Linked DNA regions of Homo sapiens: regions 1, 2, 3 and 4 are each linked to region 5. Evidence: chromatin loops called from intact Hi-C (ENCODE). Cell type or tissue: PC-3. All regions are shown on one strand.

Region 1 (5,000 bases), 420 kb after region 5:
TAAAAGCTATAGCTTTTAAATCACTCCAACCCCACTGGAAACAAACAAAAATCATATCACCATATCTTTTTTCTATTTAAACTATAGTCATTGTTATTTTTGTGGTTTACAAAAATAGTAAGATTATCACTAATTCTTTTCCTATTTATAATGTTTAAAATTAACTGCTGGTATAAAATATTTTTAAACATTTAGAAGTTAATTACAATTATAAAATTAAAAACCAAATGAAAATATAGAATGCTATTTGTTAAAAATTCTTCGCATCCCTTTCTATTTTAATGTTTGATCAAAATGTAACTATTTTGAAAAAACAAACTATGTTATCTCAATGGATTTTTATTTAGAGCATATAGAAATACTGTTATTTTTAATGATATTAGAAAAAATCTGTTCTAATTTAAAATTTAGCATTTCAGAATCTTTGGAATCTTATATGGAAAATGACAATGTTGATAAACTGACTTTTTGATTTACCTAAAAGAGCATATAGTTAAGGTAGTGCTTAATAAAATATAAAAGATAAATAATTTGACTTCAGCTAACTAATACCTTCAAAGCTACTTCTAAGTTCCTTTGAATGTGCTATTCTATTTTTATATTACAACATTGTATGTCTTTGCTATTAAATCATTCATTTTAGCTTAATTTTAAGGAAAAATCATTACCAAAACAAAAATCTTAAGATAAAAATGCGTAAATTAAGTCTGAGAAATGTCTTTTGAGTAGTTTACAAAACAATTTTATTCACAATGGAAAGAAAAACAGTAACAGTAGAATGGTATAATTTACATATTTGTAAAGTAAAAACTTGCAGAAATAATATTACTAATAAAATAGCTGTGGTATTTCTTACTGACCTAGTTCTAAAAGGCAACTGAGAATTTAAATTGCAGTTCAGCGTAGGTTTTTCTTCAAAAATACTTCAATAATGGAGAAGGGAGGAAAATGTAGAAAAATGAACACATAGTTAGCACTTGCAGGTGGTCCAGAAGCTCTAAGTTTTATAGTAAGGCATCAGAAAAACCAGCCGGTTTCTAGCCCATAACCAAAATGATTTGGTTAGCTTCACTGAATAACCAAAGGAATTTGGCCGTAAGTGCTTGCTTCTACTAATAGAATATTATAATAATCTTACCTCCCTTTATGTAAGTAATATTTAATTGAAGCCAAGAGCCTAGAGCATGACTAAGAGTGAGATCTAATGTTTTAAAACATTAAACACTTTTCATAATGTAAGATAGCTTATGAAGAGTGAAATGGCATGTTACTTAAATATAAGGGTTATTTGTAAACTAGTCAGGAGTGCCTGCAAACACACATACATAGTGCACACTAGATATTCTAGGCAAAAATATATTCACAATCAGTTAATTTTGTGTCAATAGTCAGAAAAATCTAAGACTAGAAAAATTAGAAGTAAATGGCCAGGCATGGTGGCTCATGCCTATAATCCCAGCACGTTGCGGGAGCCGAGGCAGGAGGATTACATGAAGCCAGGAGTTTGAGACCAGCCTGGGCAATATAGTGAGACTCCATCTCTACAAAAATTTTTTTAAAAATGGAAGTAAATAGTAAAGTTTGTATTGGACAATTAATCGCAGTTAATTTTATATATAGAAATCAGACTAATTTCACACTGCCTGTATTCGGTTCAGCTTTGGAGGCTTCTAATCTATAAAGTGCCTTAATTTCTAGCTTACCAGGTTGTTTGTGGAATTGTCTTTAATGAAAACAAGTTATATAATCATACATTTGCTTGCAAAATAAATCAAGACATTTGCTGGGAGCAAAGACATAATAACTTTACTGGATAAATTATACATTTTATCTAAGTGAAATACCTTGATGAATAAATAGTTTACTCTCTTTTACAGTTTTTTTTTTTTTTTTTTTGAGAGGGAGTCTCACTCTGTCACCCAGGCTGGAGTGCAGTGGTGCCATCTCAGCTCACTGCAACCTCTGCCTCCCTGGTTCAAGCGATTCTCCTGCCTTAGCCTCCTGAGTAGCTGAGATTACAGGTGTACGCCACCATTCCCAGTTAATTTTTGTATTTTTAGTAGGGATGGGGCTTTGCCTTGTTGGCCAGGCTGGTCTTGAACTCCTGACCTCAGGTGATCTGCCCACCTTGGCCGCCTAAAGTTCTGGGATTACAGGCGTGAACCACTGCACCTGGCGTGGTGGTGTAATTCCAGCTACTCAGAAATTTAGATGAAAAAAAAATTTTTTTTTGAGATGGAGTCTTGCTCAATTTGTCTGCCTCAGCCTCCCTAGTAGCTGGGACTACAGGAGCACACCACCACGCCTGGCTAATTTTTGTATTTTTAGTAGAGATGGGGTTTCACCATATTGGCCAGGCTGGTCTCGAACTTCTGACCTTGTGATCTGCCTGCCTTGGCCTCCCAAAGTGCTGGGATTACAGATGTGAGCCACTGCGCCCGGCTCAGATGACATTTAATTAACAATTTTTAAGAATTATAAATAGCTCAAAATTTAACAATGTGTACATAAAAATCACATGAAGATCTCAAATGTATTAAAAGTCCATAGGAAAAATGGCTAAAAGAAAATATGCCAAAATGCTAAGTGAATACAGTGTAAGTTATGTTTTTTCTGCTTTATATATTTCTATTCTGAACATTTTTCTCCAGTGAAACCTATTACATTTATTTTCCCACTTTGTTATTTTAAGACACTTTTTATTATAAAAGTAACATATATTCAGCATTTAATTTATACATAATCATAAAAGAAAAAAAGAAGATGATGCCAATTTAGTAATAAATAGTGAAGAGTAGACTGTCACAACACTATAATGAAAGCAGTTGTCAAAACTAAAGGGCAACAAAGACATCTTCTGGACATCTTAAGAACTGCATAGTTGTTTTTAAACAAAAGATCCTATTTCCACCTAAATGTAATAGTTGTTTAAAAACCACACATTACAAAGAGCAAAATCAATCTGTAATTAGGTTTGAACTTTTAAATATTACATGATTAAAGTAAAGACATACAGCATTTAAAAAGAAAAATACAAAATTGTTGCATAGACATTGGAATTATATCATTTCCAAAGTACCTTTAAAACTATTTCCAGACAGATTATAAAGTCTACATATTTTAGTTAAAATAATTTATTTTCGTGTAAGGAAAGTATAAAATATTATGAAACTATGTGTACTGTTGAGCCAATAACTTTAAAATTTTGAATAGAATACTTCATGAATGATGGAGCTCATTTATATCAAAATATGATTGGCAATTTGGTTATCAATTTTAGTAACTGTAACAAGCAAATTCATAACCACATTTGATTAATCTGTGATACGTCCTAGTACTATGCAATGTAATAGTTTAGAAAAGTTCAGTGAAGTATAATTATTGAAGGTCATATTTTTAAATGTGTCCACTCAGTTTGAATACATGTTCTCTTCAGCCTGAAACTACTTGTAAACTTGTATCACTGTAGGTGTAATTAAATGATTTGTATTTGAAATCGGACGCTTTTTTTATTCTTAGAGCATGAAGGACTGGTTGCACCCACGGTTAGCCACATTTAGAAACTACTATTGATGCCCACAATTTGCATCTCTAAACAATTTTGAGGGCCGATCTGGTTTGAGGGTATTTTTTAAAAAAATACAGTCCTAAAAACCAATCTGTAGTTCAACTAGCAAAACTCATCTTGCTTTAGTAATAGTTGTGTTTGGTAAGAAATGTGCTGTAGTTTTGTGTAATCTCAAATGAATAGATACTCTACAAATGAAAGTATGCCTATTTCCTAAAGTTATCTTTTCTCAATATCTTCCTATGACTTTTCATAATGACATTTCATGACTAAATGTTTCTAATACTAGAACTAAGCATTCAGTTCTCTGGACTTTGTTTCATGTCACTTTTGTCTTTTCAAATTGTAGTCTGATGTAATAGTTGATGATTTTTATGATATAGAAATTCAAACAAATAACTAAAGATAACCATAAAGAAAGTTTAAGAGAGGTGATATTAAATCAAGTTCATGAAGGGTAATAGATTATCTTCATATGGAACTGAAGTGCTTCAGTAACTTAAGTAACATGATTATCTTTTTTTTTTTTTTTTAACTGACCACTGTCCGCTAGTTTTTGTACAACTACTAAACAGGTGAGTTTCTTGGTGTATGCTCATTTCTCTTTAGGCAGTTACATTCGATTTGATCTTGGAAAGTTGCTCCCAAAAATTCTGTAAGAAATAAGATTTAATTAGTCAAATAGTGGTGACTTAATTTTGTAATGGATCAGCTAACTTAAGGTAATTCTGCAATAAATAATTTCTGTATTTTAGATGTGCGCAATTTCAAAAAGACAAAATTATCCCATTGGTGGCTCACACCTGTAATCCGAGCACTTTGGGAGGCTGAGGCAGGTGGATCACCTGAGGTCAGGAGTTCAAGACCAGCCTGGCCAACATGGTGAAACCCTGCCTTTACTAAAAATAAAAAAATTGGCCGGGCATGGTGGCGCATGCCCGTAGTAATCCCAGCTACTCGAGAGGCTGAGGCAGGAGAATTGCTTGAACCCAAGAGGTGGAGGTTGCAGTGAGCCAAGATTGTGCCACTGTACTCTAACCTGGGCAACAAGAGTGAAACTCTGTCTCAAAAAAAAAAAAAATACTGTGGACTCAGTGGGACATGGCTGATTAAAGCAGGAGGAGTCAGTGCAGCAAGAGCCAAGCCTAAGCTAGATCTGCTGCTGAGGTAGGTCATTTTAACAGATGAGCAGGAGCAGGGATGCCAGGAAGATGGGGGACAGGTAATACTTGGGAATCTAAGAAGTCAAGTGTTGAGCAGAAGAGTGTATTCTTAATGAGAACTAGCAATGTTCTTAGGCTTTGAGCTAGGCTCTAGGGCTAGATTCAGACTGGAGAAGGAGGCAAGTAGGAATTTTAAAGAAAATTCGGAAGAATTTACAAAATTCTTAGCCTTCACGGTTTCAGAAAGTTGAATTTATCTGCTGTTTACA
Region 2 (5,000 bases), 160 kb after region 5:
GGTGCACGCCACCACACCTGGCTAATTTTTGTATTTTTAGTAGAGACGGGGTTTCACCACATTGGCCAGGCTGGTCTCGAACTCCTGACCTCAGGTGATCTGCCTGCCTTGGCCTCCCAAGTGCTGGGATTACAGGCATGAGCCACTGCATGCCTGACCCCAATCTGTTTATCTTCATGAGACCCACTTTTTTAGCTTCACATATGAGTAAGGGCATGCAGTATTTGTGTTTCTGTGCTTGGCTTATTTTGCTTAACATAATGGTCTCCAGTTCCGTCCATGTTGCTGCAAATGACAGGATTGCATTCTTCTTTATGGCTGAGTACTATTCTACTGTGTGCATAAACCACATTTTCTTTATCCATTCATCCACTGATGGATACTTAGGTTGATTTCATATCTTGGCTATTGTGAGTAGTGCTGCAGTAAACATGGTAGTGCAGATATCTCTTTGATATATTTATTTCCTTTATTTTGGATGTAGACCCACTATTGGAATTGCTAAATCATATGGTAGTTCTATTTTTAGTTTTTTCAGGAACCTCCATGCTGTTTTCCATAGTGGCTGTACTAATTTTCATTTGAACTAACAATGTATGAGTATTCCCTTTTAACTACATCCTTGCCAGCATCTATTATTCCCTGATATTTTTTTCGTGATAGCCATTCTGTGTGAGACATCTCATTGTGGTGTTGATTTGCATTTTCCTGATTAGTGAGGTTGAACACTTTTTCATATACCTTTTGGCCATTTATATATCTTCTTTTGAGAAATGTCTATTCAAATCTTTTGCTCATTTTTAAATAGAATTATTGGGGTTTTTTTCCTATTGAGTTGTTTGAGCTCTTTATATATTCTGGTTACTAATTCCTTATCAGATGGATAGTTTGCAAATATTTTCTCCCATTCTGTTGGTTGTCTCTGTGTTGATAGTTTCTTTTGCTGTGCAGAAGTTTTTTAGCCTGATGTAATCCCATTTGTCTATTTTTTTTTCTTTTCTGCCTTTGAAGTCTTATACAAAAAAGTCTTCACCCAGACCGACGTCCTGGAGCATTTCCCCAACGTTTTTTACTAGTCGTTTCATAGTTTCAGGTTTTAGATTTAAGGCTTTGATCCATTTTGCTTTCATTTTTGTATATGGTGAGAGATAGGGATCTGGTTTCATTCTTCTGCATGTGGTTATCCAGTTTTCCCAGCACCATTTATTGAAGAGATTGTTCTTTCCTCATTGTATGTTCTCGGCACCTTTGTCTAAAGGTGGGAGTGCAGATATTTCTTTGATATACTGATCTATCTTTTTTTTTTCTTTCTTTCTCTCTCTCTTTCTTTTTCCGTCTCTCTTTCTTTCTTTCTTTTTCTTTCTTTCTCTCTCTCTCTTTCTTTCTTTCTTTTTCTTTTTTTATTTTTTTAAGACAGAGTCTCACCCTGTCACCCAGGCTGGAGTGCAGTGGCATGATCTCAGCTCACTGCAGCCTCACCTCCTGGGCTCAAGCGAGTCTCTCACCTCAGCCTCCCGAGTAGCTGGAACTACAGATGGACGCCACTACACCTGACTAATTTTTGTATTTTTTTTGTAGAGATGGGGTTTCACTATGTTGCCCAGCCTGGTCGTGAACTCCTGGGCTCAAGTGATCTGCCCACCTCGGCCTCCCAAATTGCTGGGATTACAGGTGTGAGCCACTGCACCAGGCCTTAATTTTTTTTTTCTTTTGGATACATACCCACTAGTGGAATTGCTCAATCATATGGTAATTCTGAAATGAGCTGTCTGTAAATGCATGGGTGGTATCTGAGTTCTCTATTCTGTTCCATTGATCTATGTGTCTGTTGTTATGCCAGTACAGTGGTTCTACATAAATTTTAAGAACGACAAAATAATTTGTTTTTTCTACTTGTATGAAGATTGTCATTGTATTTTGAGTTATTTTTAATGCCTTCTCATTTAAACTTCCTTCCCCTGCCAGCACACATAAACACAAATCTTTTGAAGTCATTTTATTATTAATGTGTCAATTTACAAATGAGAAACGGAGGCACAGGCAGCTGAAGTTACACAGGGGCTTATGGAGCTGGCTTTCAAACCCAGGCAATCTGACTTCAAAGCCCACCTTGAGTAGTGAACCTCAAGATGCCAACGAGCGATGCTGCCCCCTGCTGGAGAAAATAAGCTGTTGGCTCTAGCCCAAAGCAGCCTTGGATGGTACCAGCGGCTTCTCGGGTAGCCTGGCAAAAAAAACTCCGTTCCAAAGGGATTCTGTGTATTGGTGATATTTAATGATTCTGTTTGTATTTTCTTGAGGAAACTGTGAACGTAAAACAACCAGAAAGAAAGGAGTAGGGACAGAGGCAGTAAGGAAACAGTTTGAGGGGAAGCAAAGCAGAAAAAATAAGGCAGAGGGCGATGCAGTCAGAAGGCGGGATCTCCGGGGCCTGTGAGCTTCCGGCACGGGTGACAAAGCGGCCAAGTCCCCAGAGCAGCCCCTGAGACCTCACATCTGCTGTTGAACTTGCAACAGTGAGAAAAAGTCTTCTTCTTCTCCATTAGGCCTGGCTGGGAGATCCCTGAAATGGTTTTCTGGGTCTCCTCACCACACACCCGCCAGCCTGCACCGTGTAAACTTTCTATAATCCCCCCACATCTGAGATGGTCTGAACGCTTTCTTCTTTGCAGCCTGAAAGCCGAACACAATACCAGTTTGGTGTAGGTCTTGGGCAAATCCCTACTGCCCTTCTCTTCCCTGGGTCTCAGGTTTCTTTTCAGCATAAGGCAGTTTGGGTTCTCAAGCGAGGGCAGTACTGCCCCACTGAGGGCAGGTAGAGAGAGAGAGAGAGAGAGAGAGAGTGTGTGTGTGTGTGTGTGCGCTAGCGCGCGCACGTGCATGTCAGGGAGCAACGTTGGTTGTCACAAAGACTTGGAGGAGGGTGCCACTGGCATTTAGCACCCAAGAACCAGCGATGCTAAACATTCTGCCAATGCCATTAGCAACCCCGTGGAGAAACACTGGGTGATTAAGAGTATATACCATTGTTTCTTCATAAAAAATGTAAATAAATCCACTTTCAGTTTTGAAGTTCTGTTAAATGGGGCTCTTGGAGTAAAATGGTAGTGTATTAAAGGAAAGTGATAAATAGCTCATGATTTGTATGGAGCTTTTTAAACCGGGTTTTCAATTCTGTGTGATTTTCTAAAAAAACAGTTTTGCTGTGAGTAGATTTCTGGCATGTTTCTAATGCTTGTAAGCTCTGAAGATCTAAAGCCATGATCACATTAGACACAGATGTCCAGAGAGTGGACAGAGGGTGTCCCGCTGATAAAATTGTTTGGTAGAATTTTCCTGAGTTGTAGAAAAATAATTTTTTAAGTCATTGGTACCTGTTTTGATATGTCTGCTAGTGAGCGCTAATGGAACGTTGGGCAAAGGCAGACTGGAGCATACTTCGTGAAGGAGCCTTTCTCTAGGGCCAACCGCAGTGGACTTTTTTGGTCCCCCTGAATCATAGATGAATCTGCAACTTAAATTGTGGTCATCCCTTACCACTTAGGATATTTTTAATTTTTATTATTAATTTTATTATTTATTATTGTTATTCCTTGTGTTATTTTTGTTGTATCTCAGTACAATGTGACTTCATGTTTTTATTAACCCATTTTTAAAAACTTGCTTGCATCCTACTTTCTGTGAAATGATAGTCTGATAAACTACATATTTTTTCAAATATGTTTTAAAATATATGCATAACAATTTAAAAGTTTTAAAGTTCATCCATATGCTTACTACCCTAAATCATCTTGAGTAAGTGTAAACACAACCATAACTGTACACTGTAAAAATGATATGAGAGATTTTTAAAAACCAGGATCCTACATAGGCAACAGATGGCTTAAAAGAGAATGCAAAAATCCATGTTTGTAAAATGAGTGCACATGAGTTTATAATAGAGTTCATTGACTTAAGCACGAGTGTCAATTTGTGAGCTTGTATGTCTATGTGAGAGACAGAACAGTCAACTACACCTACTATTCATTGTGGCCTTATGTGGCATTCTTGTATGAACTTCCAAATACTCCTTAATGTAGTTGGGTGTGGTGGCTCACACCTGTAATCCCAGCACTTTGGGAGCCTGAGAGGGGGCAGATCACTTGAGGTCAGGAGTTCCAGACCAGCCTGGCCAACATGGTGAAACGCTGTCTCTACTAAAAATACAAAAATTAGCCAGGCGTGGTAGCAGAGGCCTGTAATCCCAGCTACTCAGGAGACTGAGGCAGGAGAATTGCTTGAGCCCAGGAGGTGGAGTTTGCAGTAATCACGACATTGCACTCCAGCCTTAATAAGCAATTGGTAAAATACTTACCCACTGTACCATAATAAATTACTATTGCTGTAGCCAAAAGCAAATAAATTTGAAAGGTAGGTTAGTTTCTTCTGGCTTATCTAAGGTGGATATACAATGACTTTCAGGCTTTGGAAATCATTGAAACATAGCTCTTGGATCCTGTGGCAGAGATAAGGGAATCATTCCAAAACCTGGCCACAGAATTGAAGCTGTGTAAGGAGGGAAGTGAGGACATGATGAGGGTGAGGGAGAATTTAAAAGGTGGTAGGGTTAACAGAACATGGTCCCAGGGAAGTTGAGTACCAGAGGCCCTGCATTTTCCATGTGACCTAAGGGTTCCCAGAAATGGAGACAGGAAGTCCATGTTTCTTAATGCCTCACAGTCAAACTCCTACTTTACACAAACCCACGTTACTGGGGAAAGGTTCGCATGTGGCCAAAGCACCCTCCACCAGATAAATGCATAAAAAAGGAATTAAAACTTTATTCTATTCTTTCAAACATAAGGGTTCCTCCATCAGGTATGCCTTTTTCTTGGCAATTACTGAATAATCACAATGATAGCTTCACATGTATGGAGGACCCTCAGTGTGTCAGAATTCTTGTTAAGTCAAAAGGAATAATTCTATTTACAGGAAACAAAGGCAGCCCATTGTCAGGCTGA
Region 3 (5,000 bases), 220 kb after region 5:
AGTCTAACTAAAAAAATTATTTAAAATTAGAAGCCAAACAGGCTATACTCACCTCACAAATAGAATTTTATTGTTGTAAAATAAATCACTCTGTACAATTCTCTGTTAATAAATTTGAAAATATGGAGGAAAGTAACAGTTCTCGGAAAACAAATTTTTTTTTTTTCAATTAGTGCTAGAGTGAAGACCAGAAACCTGGAACAATATGAGAAAGTTATTAAAGAACTATCCCTCAAAAAACTTCAGAGCTCATGAAAAACAAAATGCAAAAAGACTAAAGAACCACTCCAGGTTAAAGGAGACCAAGGAGGTCACAACAAACTGTAATATGTGATTATGGACTGGCTTGGATGAAGGCAAAGGGTGAAGGAATGGGGAGGGGAAGATTGTTATAAAGGACATTACTGGGACAACTGATAAAATCTGACTATGGATTGTATATTAGATAATAGTATTGTATGAATGTTAAATTTCCTAAATTTGATAATTGAACTATGGTTATGTAAGAGAAAGTGATAGTCCTTGTTCTTAGGGGACACACATTTAAATATTTAAGAGTAAAGGTTCATGATGTCCATACTGAGTCTTAAATGGTTCAGCAAAACTAAAAAATAACAAAATGTGTGTGTGCATGCCAAGAGAATATGAATACATATATGCACATACACAGGGAAAAAAGTCTGTAAAACTAATGTGGAAAAATGTTAACAATTGGCCATTTAAATAAATATGGAAGTTCACTGTATTATTTTTGCAAATTTTAAATTTGGATTGTTCTCAAAATAAGCTATTAAAAATAAAAGTGCATCAGGCAAGACTATTTCAAAACAAGATCCTTCAAGCCCTAAGGAAACATGTAACTCTCAAATTACCTAAGTTATCTATAGATTACAGGAAAAAAATTTCCAATTCTTTTTACAAACCTATCATAATCCTTCTATAAAATTTGACAAAGACAGCACTAAAAAAATAAAACTATAGTCCAAACATACTTATTAATACAGATGCCAAAAAGTCAGTAAAATATATATTACAAATCACCAAATAGGGATCATTTTAGGAACGTAACAATGAGCCAACATTAGGCAGCTGACTAATGTAAGTCATCTTTTTAAAAGTTAAAAACAATCCATATGATCATCTCATCATATTCTGAAAGGGATTTGATAAAATTTATTCCTTAATATAATACTTACTTCAAGCCAAAGAGGAAATCTCAGTACTAGAACAATTCCCAGGAAAGAAAAAAGAACAAGGACACCAACTCTTATCCCTGTAACTCAGCAATGTGTAGAAATAATGGTTATTGAGATAAGCCAAGGCTAACAAAAAGAGGCATAAAATTATAAGGAGATCAACTATTTGCAGTTAATGACATGATGGCAAACTCAAAACCTGAAATGATAGGGAAAAAAATACTCAATAAGATTATTTGACTATAGAAAACCATATATGAAAATGATTAACAGTAATCACTTAGAAAGTTAAAACAGAAATAAAAGTATATCTAAATAAATAACAAGAAATAGAACCTTTTTAAGAAGAGGGCTTCAGAATAACACACACTTCTTTTTCTTGGATAGGAAGATTCAAAATTGTGAAGATGGTTATCCTCCCTTTATTTAATCTATAAATTCAATATAATCACAACTGGACCTTTTTGTTCCCAGACCTTGATTAAATCATTTCAAAATATATATGAATAAATGTGAATAGCCAAAACATTCTTAAAATCATGAGAATCTGCAATACCTGATATTTAAACTTGATTCCAAATTATAGTATTTAAGAGGCAATACTAATGCAGGAATAAATTTATCAGTGGAATAGAACTGAGAATCCAGAAAGAGCTCTCTGGGAACAGAGAGATTCAATAATGGGTGCCTGAAAGCTGATCTTTTCCACTCCTGCCCTCCAGTGGTGGGTAGCTGAATCCCTTCAACATCACACCTTAAAATAAATACCAAGAGATTAAAGATTGAAGTCTGAAGTATTAATAATAAAACAATACCAGTAGATGTATGCAAATATTTCTGTAATCTTATGGTAGGAAAGGACTTTCTAAGGATGACAAGAAAAGACTGATTCCAAAGGAATAAGAAAAAGTGACTCCAGAGAAAAGAAACTCCTACACTATAAAATAAAGCTCATTAACCTGAAAAGCAAACGTCTTTTAAGCATCTGCAATATATACACAAAAGTTAACATTACTACAATATACAAACAGCTATTTTAAAAGACAATAAAAATGAACACCTTAAAGGAAAAGAAATGGGCAATGAATGTGAACAGGCAATTAAATAAATAAAAGAATATAAATGGGTAATAAATATATGGAGCAATGACCAATCCTGCTAGCTATTAAACACAAATTTGTTTTTTATACATTACCTTCTCAAAGATTAAAAAATTATTACACCCAATATTGGCAAAGGAATAAAAAAATATACCTCTCATAAGTAGGAGAGTCAACTAGTATCTTTCTGAAGGGTATGTAGGATATACATTGATTTTAAACATTGACTTCTGCTATGATTTGAATGTCACCTCCAAAACTCATGTTGAAATTGAATTGTCATTGTGACAGTAATAACCAGTGAGTCCATAAAAAGTAACTGGGTGATGAAGGCTCTGCCCTCATGAATTGAGTAATGCCCTTATCTTAGGAGTGAGTTCCTGGTAAAATCGAGTCTGGCCCCGTCTTGCCCTTGTTTGCACTTGTGCTCTCTTGCATTCCTGCCTTCCATCTGGCAAGAAGGCCCTCACCAGACGCAGCCCCTCAATCTTAGACTTACCACCCTCAGAACCAAGAGCTATATAAACTTCTATTATTAATAAATTACCCAGTCTGTGATATTCTGTGATAGCAACACAAAATGGACTAACTTCCAACCAAATGGATTTGTATATTCACTTTTGAAATGTATCTGTTCCAAACATTTTAATGTATGTTAAATATTTATTAACTATACAAACAAAATATTAAAAAAGACCAAGCCACTGAACTCTTTAAATACAAAGCAGTTTTTGAAGCTAAAACTGTGAGCCTTCTGGGCTCAAGTAACAGAGATGGCCAAAAGTCCACATCCTGTAGGGATAGTAACAGGGACTAAAAAGGTACCCATGCATGGCTGGGATAGAACTCAGGCTCACTGCTTGAAACCAATACCTAGGGTGGAGAGGCTCTTCCAACCAATGAAAGGAGCCAGAAAAAGCTACTACTAACCATTGCATGGGGCTACGGTTTAGATGAAATTATGTGTCCAGTGAGAAGAAATATAGATCTTAGTTTGTGTCTTATTCTTGGAAAGAGAAGCCTGATCCTGATGTTACCAAGAATCAAGGGAATCAAGCCTCCAATATAAAGATGTGGTTTTAGACAGAGATGTAGGTGCATGTAAAAACACTGGATAAGAAGAGTGAAAAAGAAAACACAACAAAAACTTCCAGTCAATAGGAGACTGCAAAAGCAAACTCAAAACACACAAAGAAAACTAAACTAAGATGGACAGCCAATAAAATCAACAACTGTAATTCATTCTAGAAGAAAAAATGACAATCTGAAAATAATTTCAAATGTTAAAAGGAAGCCACAATAGTCATTAAAGGAAGAAAAATTAAAAATAGGCAGAAATCAAACCAGAATAGGTGGCTATTAGAGAGACAGCCTGAATATTTAAAAAAAATTCACTGGAACTGAGGCCACATAAACTCTAGCTGGACAAAGTCAAAGTGTGAATTAGTAAATTAGAAAATGATACTGAGGAACCACCTAGAACATAATACAGAGACTAAGAAGGAATATTGGAAAATGAATATTCAAAGATATGAAGGCTAAGGAATTTTCTAGAAACAAAGAAAGATATGAATCTTCCCATCAACAATGTATTTCAAAGAGGAGCTATGGATAAAACAACATACTTAAGCATATCATAGAAATGTGTTTAGAATATCAAGTATGGCAAAATAAAACAAATATTAACATGTCACAGTTATAATATGCAAGGCTCTGTTCTAAGTGCTTTAAAACTTAATCCTCATTACAACCCTATGACACAGATACAATTTTATATCCATTTTGAACTTGCCCAAGGTCACACAGTAAGTAGTGGTGACAGAATAAAGAAAAGAAATCTTTTAAAAAACTACCAGAAAAAAAAAATTACATACAGAAGCATAACAATTAGGCAGAGATCGAACTTCTCAGAGATCCAAGTTTGCCAAGTTTCACAAGACAATGAAATAATATACTGAGGTTGCTGATGGGAGGAAACCTATCAACCAAGAATTCCCTATCTAGCTGAAAAACAAAGTAATGCATAAAATATACTTTCACACAAAAACTAAGGACATTTACAAGCCAGCCTCTTACTAAAAGGATTACTAAAGGATGTACTTCAGCAAGAAGAAAAGTGGACTCAGAGAAGATGCAAGGAACAATAAGTAAAGAAACTGGTAAAAATACTGGCTAATTAAACAAGTTATTGAGTATAAAAAGGAAAATGAAACTCTTTTATGCTAAAAAAAAAAAAGTAGAAATTACATTGTAGGCAACTATACAGAGGATGGAGAAATATTCGGTTTAATCAAATATTAGCTCATAAAAAAAATCACCAAATACAGAAAGAAACAAACTACCTTAAGTACAACTTCCTAAGGACTTCCGATATTGGAATTAGCAAACATAAGATAGTACATCTATGGACAAAATGCCCAACAAGGTATTTTTTGAAAACTAACGAAAAATAAGAAACTATAAAAAAATTATCAGGCAGACCAAGAAAGAAATATTACTTTCAGAAATAAAAACAATTGGGTGGGAGAGGGTGAGGGTTGAAAAACTACCTATTGGGTCCAACCTTCAGTATTTGGGTGATGGGTACACTAGAAGCCCAACCTCCACCATTATACATGCTATATCCATGTAACAAGCATATGCACACCTTTGAAGCTAAAAAAATAAAATTTAAAATGTTGATATTAAAAACTCAAAGGATGAG
Region 4 (5,000 bases), 140 kb after region 5:
CAACTTGGATGTAGGTTCCACTAGCTCACTCATTTCTTCACTGCTTTTAATCCAGGCTGTAGATAACACAAGCCAAAATGTTGCTTTATTAATAATTATTCTGAAACTATAGTAACATATATACTTTTCCATTTTAAATTTTCCCTAGTTTTGCTATACCAGCACTTTTAATTTTGTTAGTATTGAGCACTGATGCACAAAATGCTATAATATTTAAAGGAAATGATTCATAATTATTGCCCTTCTGGCTAAATCAGCCCAATAGTCAGATTTGAAGTGGTACTGTGGTAGAAACAGACCAATGGATTTTTTTAAAGGGCCTCCCAAAATGCCCTGAAGTACACTGGCAAATATGAATTTTTCACATATTCATTGCTTCACAAACAATGTATAGAGGAATATACTGCTGTTTTGTTTTATTGGTTGTGTTTCTCTTGGGGCATTCATACCTATCAGGATTGAAAAGAAGAGCAAGAACCGGTAATAAGACACAATTAATGTCTTGCATAGGTTTCACTCAAATCAGAAAAATGACACCAAGGACATGGTAAGGAGCACAATAGAGAACAGTTAGGGCACAGCTGGAAAAGTTGCCTTGATATCTAAGTATACAATTGGCATTGATCCTTACGCTTTTAGGATGAAACAGGAAAAAAAAGTCTTCCAGCTCTCAACCCAATCTGTAAAATAAACATGTAATGTTGGAAAAAGCAAACAAAAGTGCACATTTTTAAAGCAAATTTTATGTGGGTATGACATTGTTCTTAAAAAAATAAGGAAATAAATAATCCTGGAGGGGATGGTTCAGGGTCTATGAAAAATATGTGTGTGTACTTGTTGATGGGGAAATTGGCACAGAAGGGAGTTTAACCTGGTTATGAAATGGAATTTGCAATTTCAAGGAAAGGCAAAATGACTTCTACAATTACCGTCAACACACTTGTTCTATTACTGGTGGATTCTTATACCGTTTAGTTCCTTTGAATTCATTTAAAAAGGAATAGTGTTATTACATGATTTGAGATATTCTAAATAAGCTCCATTCTTCAACTGCTGACTGCAGTGAATTAGAGAGCAAGTAGACAGCTAACTTGCACTATTAACATTTACCTTTATTTGGTCAGTTGAAATATATATCAGCTTGAAAAGATATTATGTCATTCTAGAAGCATCAGTTAATACATTTTTAATTAAATCTTAGCAGCTAATTGTGTAAAAATATTTGTAACCTGTAATTCTCTAAGTCCTTTTGAAACCTTTTTTTCTGAAAAAAAGACAAAGCATATATAATTAGATATTTATATGTATAATCTCAATGTGCTTTTTTAAGATCAATTGATTTATGGATGCCTATGAACATATGGCAAATCTCATATCAAAAAATTAAATTCAGATTAAACATTTTCAAGTTCTTAAGTTATGTGATAGTAGGTGGTATAGTTTCTACAACTTAGAACCTAATTCCTTTAATTTACTTAAAACATATTTGAAGCAGCAAAATTCCACGATAATATGGGAAATTAGATAATCCAATGAAATTCATTGTAATGAGATTTGATCCTTGTACAAATGTATGTAAATATATATACATGTAAAGGCAAATGCATGTATGTATGGAAATGAATGTATACGTATGGATACACTATATGAAGATTGTATTTTAAGTAAAAATCTCTGCAAATGTTTGGATGGAAACCCCTTTTAATCATTATTGGTCCTTGCTAAGAATGCATGAAAGCAGCTGAAGAAGGCATTAAACAAAGCATTTGGGAGCCTCAAGGTTTACAGATCCTTTAAATTACGACACCATGAAGTAAGATGCTATGAAGGAGAGGAAGGTTTTGATGAAGAGAGTCTTCTCTAATTCGCCTCCCTTTAGAGCCGCCCAGGATACAGCCAAGGAGTGCAATGTAATTTGAGCAGTTCCTCTGGGTTATCTCCCCAGAGCACCAGGCTAGGAGGAGTTGGAAAACTGGTGCTTAGTAACGAACCCTTAATAAAGACATTCCTGGACCTAGACAGAGCTGTACTGTTCGTGGATTCATGCCACATGCAGCTATTAAAAATATTTCCTTAATGAGAAAAGGAACTAAAATGAGTAGCAAGCCAGCATTTCTCTCTCACTAAGTAGCACAGTAAGAGGAAAACAGAACTAAAAACAAAAAACTACTTTACAACTGTGTTAGATTGCTCAGGGGGGAAAAAAAGCAAGCCATGTGTTAGAATCAGCTTTTAGTTTGACAGTGGTCTTAGGTCTCTATATTACATATTATAATTGCCGATATTTTAATGAAACCTTAAATGCTAAGCTTATTTGAACTGATAATGAAGTTTTCAGCTGTTAGTTTCAAATGATTTAAAACTACTGAAATAGATTTGGGACTAGGATTTACTCTGCCACCTGCTGGCCATTTAAAATTAATGCTGCTCTCAGGAGCTGGCCACTTTGAACAGTGAGCCTCAACACTGGTTTGTGAAAAGGCAGTGCTATACTGGAGAAGAATTCACCTGGCCTGGGTGGTGGTGTCAATAGCACTGGATCTGATGTCAAGAAACCTGGGGCGAGGGATGGAGGTGGTCTTGCAGGAGCCCAGTTTTACCACTTCCTGTATAGGCGGCCAGTTGCTTAAGTCCTCAAAGGTTCCCTCCATAACCGGAGATGCTCTCCTTCCCTCTCCGTGACTGCCTCGATCCAACACCTTAGCCACCTCGTTTCCAGGACAGGTGTTATGAGACCTGCCTTACCTCAAATGAGAAAATACTTATAAAACCATCAGGCATTATAAAAAATATACATTGGTCAGAATTATGGACGAAATTAACAGTATGTGGTAATCCATTCTCTTCCTGCAATGTATATTTCATGTGGGCATTGTCACAAAGCTTTTACTCAAATCCAGAGTCTAGCTGGACCAGTCACCTTAGATTATCTTTGAAAAAATGGAAAAGTGTAGGTGCATGCATATTTACTTAAATACTGAACTAGTTTCCTAACTCTGGCAGGTCCTCTGGCCTGTATCATCCTTGTCTTCCAAAATCACATGTTCCAATTAAAATGCATAAAGCTTCTTAAATTTGTGTTTGAGGCCAGGCACAGTGGCTCACGCCTGTAATCCCAGCACTTTGGGAAGCCATGGCAGGTGAATGGCTTGACCTCAGGAGTCCGAGAGCAGCCTGGGCAACATGATGAAACCCCGTCTCTACAAATAAAATAAAAAAAAAAAAGCCGGATGTGGTGGCGCGTGTCCGTAATCCCAGCTACTTGGGGGGCTGAGGTGGGAGGATCGTTTGAGCCCAGGAGGCGGAGGTCGCAGTGAGCCGAGATTGAGCCACTGTACTCCAACCTGGGTGACAGAGTGAGACCCTGTCTCAAAAAAATAAAAGCGTTTGAATAGAGAGGGAAAGTGCCAGTAATCATAAAAACAAAACTATCTTCACGATCTTTCCGAGTTATGCCAAATAGTATTCAACAGTTGCTTTAATGAAACTCAGGAAAACAAAACTGAGATACACAAAACATCATGGCCAAAATTGAATCAAATTGCCACATTGAACTTCCTTTATTTTTAAAAACAATTTCTTGATTTCCTAGCTATGGCCTATTTCATTTTTAAAAGTCCCAATAAAATTTCCACAATTTACCCTTGGGAGGGACTCTGTTGTTGAGATTTAGTATAAATTTGCAGGTATTCACAAAAGGCAGGTCAGGCAAAATTACAGTCTCCCCAGTTGCTTTATTTCCTCACATAAATATCCCTTAAATAGCTTTTTTCATGCTCATGAACAGCGCTGCAATCACTTTCACAAAACAAACATAGAATTCTGAACTTAAGCAAGCCACTGAGTTTGCTTGAGGGAAACAATGTCTTCCTTGTCACTTGGTTTTGTCTTTTTTTTTTTAAAGAAGAGGAAAGGTTTTTTCCCCTCTCCTGTTTTTAGACCACCCATGAACCTTTTTATTTTTCTCATTTAATCTGAGAAAGGGGAGAAAAGGAGACTTGTTGCCCTTAGCAGTGCTTGGGCTTTTCTTCCGATAGCGTCAGTTAATTATTTTAACCTACTGACAAGGGTGGCCAGGGCAGCAGGCGTGGGAGGGAGGGGAAACAGGTGTTTCAAACACCTGCATTTCTAGGCTTAATTGCTCTGAAATCTTCTGGGCTCTCAACTGCGTTCTCCTTTCTTCACAGAGGCTCAGAGAGAGGGGTTCATTTGTGGAGTCCTTAACTAATTGTGGCATAAATATGCAACCACTTTTGGCTGAACAAATTATTGTCTTTAAAATGAACTCCAGGTAAATTTAATTAGAGAAAAAAAGGTGATTGACAGGTATTACTCTGAATGCAATGATTAAAAGTCCTACTGTTGTTAAAAGAAAAAGGCTGAGTCAGGAGTCAGCCATATTCTAGATGTTTTCTTCTTGTGCCGGTGAGTTCAGGTAAGAACACCCAGATCAATGATTCTGGAATTCCTCATACTATGGGAGATGTCTACCACAATTAAGTACCAAAAACTGTTTTTTTAGTAGAATGCATGGAAAAATCTGCTTTTAAGAAATGTTGAGATAATTTGTGTACCAAAATGGGTATTTAATGTGGTATTTTATATTTAAATGTTTTCATAAACATAGCTTATAATAATTGAGTGCTTACCACATGCCAGACACTTTTTTATATGTACTGTCTCATTTAATCCTCACAGTAACACTGTGGGATAATTCTCATTATTAGCCTCATTTTACAGGTGTGGGAGCTGAGGCAAAAAGAGGTTAATTAACTTATTCAAGGCAGACAGTAAGTGGTTGAGTCAGGATTCAGACTCAGGCAGCAGAGTCTATGACCTCTGTTTGTCATTCAGTCAACAGAAGTCAGTAGCTCATAAGTCTCCCAATACTGAACTATTCTCTAGGAGGTTTGCTTCTTGATTCCTGAGGGTGGCTGAGATAAGAGAGTGATTAGAACTTCGGTACTGAGCAAAAATCTCTAAGAGATCCGTTGTCAAGC
Region 5 (5,000 bases):
TGTTTGAGCTTGTGCTGTGGTTTGAATGTTTGTGTCCCTCCACAATTCATGTTGAAACTTAATCCCTAATGTAATAGTATTAAGAGGCGTGATGAGGGCTTAGTATTAGTGCCTATAAAAGGGCTTGAGGGAAAGACTTTGTCCTCTTCACCATGTTGGGACATAGCATTTGTCCTCTCCGGAGGACAGCAACAAGACACCATTTTGGAAGCAAAGAGTGTGCCCTTACCAGACACTGAATCTGCCAGTGCCTCAGTGTTGGACTTACTGACCTCAAAAACTGTGAGAAATAAATTTCTATTATTTATGAATTATCTAGGTAGTGGTGTTTTGTTATAGTGCAGGATGGACTAAGATAGCTTATCACGTCAGCAATTAGATACGTGGGTCTGGAACTCAGGATAGGTGTCATGAACAGTTGCTTTTCCTTTTGACTGCCCAGCATTTAAATCCAATTCTTATGTTTGGAAAGTATTTTACCCTAACAGTCTGGGAGGAAGAAGAGATTTATGTGTCATAGGCTTCTTTAATGAAATATATCTACCCAAGATTTTGAATTGGAATGAGTGACACCAGCAAGTGTGCCCTAGAAAGAATCCTATCTGTTAATAGGTGACAGTTAAAGTAAGATAGAGTTTGTAGGGCAGTTGTGGTAGTGCTCATGATAGTGATGTGAGCTGCAGTCCTCAGTGCTTGGTTGTAGTGATGGTGTCTCGACTACCAAATCTGTGGTATGAGTTTGGTTTTTGCTTCTTGCTGTATAGCACATGAGTCTGGTTCTCTAGCTATTCTGGGGAGTTTTGTGTTACACAGTAACATTTTTAAAATTTTTTACTTTATTATTATTTTTTAGAGGCAGGATCTTATTCTGTTGCCTAAGCTGGAGTGCAGTGGTGCGATCATAGCTCGCCACAGCCTTGAATTCCTGGGCTCAAGTGATCTTCCCGCCCCAGCCTCCCAAGTAGTTAGGACTACAGGTGTGCACCTATTTATTTATTTATTTATTTATTTATTTATTTATTCATTTATTTATTTATAGAGATGGGTTTTCTCTGTGTTTCCCAGGCTGGTCTTGAACTCCTGGGCTCAAGCAATCCTTGTGCCCTGACCTCCCAAAGTCCTGGGATTACAGGTGTGAGCCACCATGCCTGGTCCCAGTATTCTTCAAACAAATTTCACCTTTGCTTAAATCAGCCAGAATTAATTTCTGTTGTTTGCAATTACTGACTTGGATTGATACTAGAGGTCTAGGCTAGAGATACACATTGTGAGTCACCTGTATAGTGGTTGCATTAGAAACCATGCACATGGAGTACAGATGAAAAAAGGCCTAGGACTGAATCTGAGATTTACAACATTTAATGGCTGAGTGGAAGGAGAGGAGGCTGAAAGAGAAGATAGAGAAAATTATGAGAGATGGGAGAAAAATCATGCAGCTACTGCGGTGTTTTAAGAAGGAAAAGTGATAATGCAGAGGTCAGGTCAGTTAATGACTGAAACATGTTCATTGGATTCAGTGTCATGAGGTCATTGTCATCTTAGAACAAATTTTATGGCATAATGGCATTGGAAGGCAGATTGGAGTAAGAAAAGAGGAGGGAGACTGTGAGTTTAGACAACTGTTTAGAAATCAGGTTGGCTGTGAGAGAAATATGATGTTGACTCATAAAACCTTTAATGTCTAGGGAAGATTCTCTCTCTTTCATTTTCTGGTATAGACTTGACCATGTTTAAAGCTGATGAGAGGGATCCAATTAAATGGAAGAGATTGAATACACATAAGAGAAAAGGCATATTTGATATTTTAACGCTTCTGAGGAGGTAAGAGGAGATGGTACTCAAATACAGGTGGAGGAATTGGCTTTAGGTAAGAGGAGAGAGAGTTCCACTATTGTAACAGAACAGAAGGAGGATAGATTAATGAAGATTTAAGTAGGATCATATGTTTGATAGCTGGAATTTGAAGAAGTTTCATTCCAATGTCTTCTATATTTTCTATATACTATGTGCTGGGCATTATATTAGGGGCTTTATAGAAATTATTTTATTTAATCTTCATAACTATTCCATGATGTTGGAGTTATTACAATTTCCACTTTATATGTGAGGAAACGAAAGCTTGGATTAGAAACTTGCCCAAAGTTTTGACTTAACAAATGACAGATCCAGAAGTTAAATCCATATCTGCCTGACTGCAAAGATTGTTTATAGAGTTGACTGGATGCATACAAAGAAAATATCAAAGAAAAAATCAGCAAGACTTTGTGAATAATTATTTATGGGAGATGACTTTGGATTTAGATCAGGTTAAATCAAGATTGATGGAAAGCATATAAAGATAAATATTTGGATAACTCCCTGATAATAGGATAGGACTGGAAGTAAAGATTTGGGACTCATAAGCACAGGTGTGATAATTGAAGTTACTATGGATGCATGACCCCCAAAAAAGAAAAGGGTAGAGTTAAGGAAAAAAATCTTGGTTAGAGTCCATGGTGATGGTGAGGGGGAAAGAAATAGAAGATGAAATCTGAGGGGCAGATAGGAGAGGTGGGAGAACCAGAAGAGAGTAGTGTCTTGGAAGTCAGGATTGCAGAGAGTTTAAATGGAACCAAGTATGGAAGAGAGTAAGAAAAAAAGGAAGGGAGGAGGATAAGACTGAGAAAAGACCATAAGATTTGGAATTAAAATGTTGTCTTGATTACCTGAGAAAGTAGTTAAATGTGATGGAGATAGTAGTTAAATTGAAAAGGTCAATTAGGAAATGAGTGGAGAGGAATTGTAGGTAGGAAACACAAGCTTCCTATTAGATAAATTAAGCAATAAAAGGAAGAAAAGGAATACCGTGCAATTAGAATGAGCAGCAGGTTTAAGTAATGGATTTCTTCAGATTGTTGATTATGGATCAAGAGGCAAAGGTGTCAATAATAGATAAGGAAAATTTTATCTTGTGGGAGTACTTTCCCAGAAAATGATTTGTTAAGATAAATGTTTATCTGAGTCAAAGTTCTATAATTTTTCAAATGGAGCACTGTAATTCACTGGAGTGAGAGGGAATAGGGAGAGAGGGAAATAAAATTTATTTAAAACTCTCCAGTAGATGGAGCATCTTCATTGCTTTTCCAGAAGAAAATTTTGGAATGGAATAAGATAGATGGTAGTGGTGTTGGTAGAACTTAGGTATATTTTTATGAGGGTAATTAGGATATGTATAGATGTGAATTTAAATGCAAATAAATTGATTTTCAGATCTCAGTAAGGTGGTGTTTCTAGATTTCTACAAATTTTCATAAGAAAATCTAGTGTTAAATTGAAGTAGACTAACTTTTTACCTACTAAATTTTCTTGACAGTCATAGCAATGTAGTGCCAGTAAGACAAAATAGATTTACACTTTATATTTGCTTTCCTATGTTTTCCTAAAAAGAAGTAGTTAATAAATATAAACAAATGTAATAAGAGTAAATTTGGGTTAATATCTAAATAAGGAACTCAACTAAGCAAGAAAACAAACAATCTGATTAAAAATGGGCAAAGGACCTGAATAGACATTGCTCAAAAGAAGATGTGCAAATCGCCAACAGATATATAAAGAAATGCTGAACGTCAATAATCATAGCGAAATGCAAATCAAAACCACAATAGGATACGTCACACCTGTTAGAATGACTATGATAAAAAAGGCAACAAGTGTTGACAAGGATATGGAAAAAAGGAAAAGTTGTACACTCTTTGCGGGAATGCAAATGGGTACCGCCATTAGGGAAACAGTGAAGAGACTTCTCAAAATTTAAAAATAGAACTATCATAAGACCCAGCAATCCCACTTTTGAATACATATCCAAAGAATATAAAATCACTTTGTGGAACAGATGTCTGTGCTCTCATGTTCACTGCAACATTATTCACAATAGCCAAGATATATACTCAACCTATCCATTCATTTGTCAATGAATGGATAAACACACACACACACACACACACGGACTTTTATTCAGCTTTAACAGAGAAGGAATCTTGTCATTTGTGACCACATGGATGATGGATGAGCCTGTGGGACATTATGCTAATTGAAGTAAGTCAGGCACAGAAAGACAAATACTATATGACTTCACTTGTAGGTGGAATCTGAAAAAGCTGAGCCCATAGAAGCAGAGAGTAGAATGGTGGTTGCCAGTGGCTGGGGGAGGGAGGAGGTGGGAATGAGGAAATATGTTGGTCAAAGGGTACGAAGTTTCAGTTAGGCAGATTGAATAAGTTCTGGAGATCTAATGTACAGCATGGTGACTATAGTTAATAATACTGTATTGTGTCCTTGAAACTTGCTAAGAGAGTAGATCTTAAAGGTTCTCACCACACACACCCAAAAATGATTATATGAGGTGATGGATGTGTTATACAAATTAACTTGATCGTGGTGATCATTTCACAATGTATGTATACGTCCAAATATCATGTACGTGGTAAATACAATTTTTATTTGTCAATTATGCCTCAATAAAGCTGGAAAAACTAAGTAAAAGATTTTTCACACACACACAAAAGAATAAATCTGCTAAATTGTTACATTATCAAAACATGTTAGTTTTGTTGAATATTAATACCAACTAGTGAGCAATATGACAGCACACTATAATAAAATTGGTTATGCATATCTGATCTGAGGCACTTAAGGAAGAAAAACTTCTGAAACCTTCTTTTTCACTTAAATATTCCGTGAAACAGCTTAGGTTTTGGTGACTTGAGACAATTATTGTGATCATTTACGGTTAAAAACATTTCTACGAGAAATATACAAAGGATTGAGGCACTTTGGAGGACTGAACTGCTTAATGATTTTGTTTACACTCTTTATTTCACTTTGGATAGGCAGACAAAGCCTAAGAGCATAAATTACCTAAAGACAGCATTTTGGGCAGAAAATGTACTTTATTTGAAACTGAGCAAATGAGTCAGTCTCAAAATGTCCATTCAACTAATATGTATTTGAGTTGTGCTTGC

What was found. Peaks named below come from ENCODE experiments on the same cell type or tissue, not always from the same donor. Only the 100,000 strongest peaks of a DNase experiment are listed, where the experiment ranks them.
Region 1: it touches region 5 in a loop (11-fold over the local background); 2 of 110 quality-filtered maps call a loop at or near these places.
Region 2: it touches region 5 in a loop (9-fold over the local background); 4 of 110 quality-filtered maps call a loop at or near these places.
Region 3: it touches region 5 in a loop (6-fold over the local background); 5 of 110 quality-filtered maps call a loop at or near these places.
Region 4: a loop joins it to region 5, with 12 times the contacts of the local background. A loop is called at or near these places in 16 of 110 quality-filtered maps.

What each region holds. Positions count from the first base shown.
Region 1 is chr14:60,062,544-60,067,543 of GRCh38, reverse strand. LRRC9 (leucine rich repeat containing 9) reads right to left here. Exons shown (of 33, transcript NM_001395648.1): 33 at 727-4,221. The coding sequence ends at 4,182. All of the region lies in intron 1 of PCNX4-DT (PCNX4 divergent transcript), which reads left to right. Among named protein-coding and RNA genes, the nearest start is that of PCNX4-DT, 27 kb to the left of the region's middle. In PC-3, a CTCF peak has its summit at 2,857; a DNase peak (open chromatin) is centred at 2,833.
Region 2 is chr14:60,329,157-60,334,156 of GRCh38, reverse strand. No RefSeq gene overlaps it. Among named protein-coding and RNA genes, the nearest start is that of LINC02322, 8.5 kb to the right of the region's middle. RefSeq lists enhancers at 2,232-2,301, 2,322-2,561. In PC-3, a CTCF peak has its summit at 2,153 (motif pointing left); a DNase peak (open chromatin) is centred at 2,146; H3K4me3 peaks cover 1,240 bases; H3K27me3 peaks cover 39 bases.
Region 3 is chr14:60,263,488-60,268,487 of GRCh38, reverse strand. All of the region lies in intron 1 of PPM1A (protein phosphatase, Mg2+/Mn2+ dependent 1A), which reads right to left. Among named protein-coding and RNA genes, the nearest start is that of PPM1A, 17 kb to the right of the region's middle. In PC-3, a CTCF peak has its summit at 1,919 (motif pointing left); a DNase peak (open chromatin) is centred at 1,917.
Region 4 is chr14:60,347,504-60,352,503 of GRCh38, reverse strand. No RefSeq gene overlaps it. Among named protein-coding and RNA genes, the nearest start is that of LINC02322, 27 kb to the right of the region's middle. In PC-3, a CTCF peak has its summit at 2,404 (motif pointing left); a DNase peak (open chromatin) is centred at 2,413.
Region 5 is chr14:60,486,476-60,491,475 of GRCh38, reverse strand. It overlaps a transcript of C14orf39 not described here. Among named protein-coding and RNA genes, the nearest start is that of C14orf39, 2.9 kb to the right of the region's middle. In PC-3, CTCF peaks have their summits at 2,905 and 3,105 (motif pointing right); no DNase peak of the experiment used is centred here; H3K4me3 peaks cover 102 bases; H3K27me3 peaks cover 1,454 bases.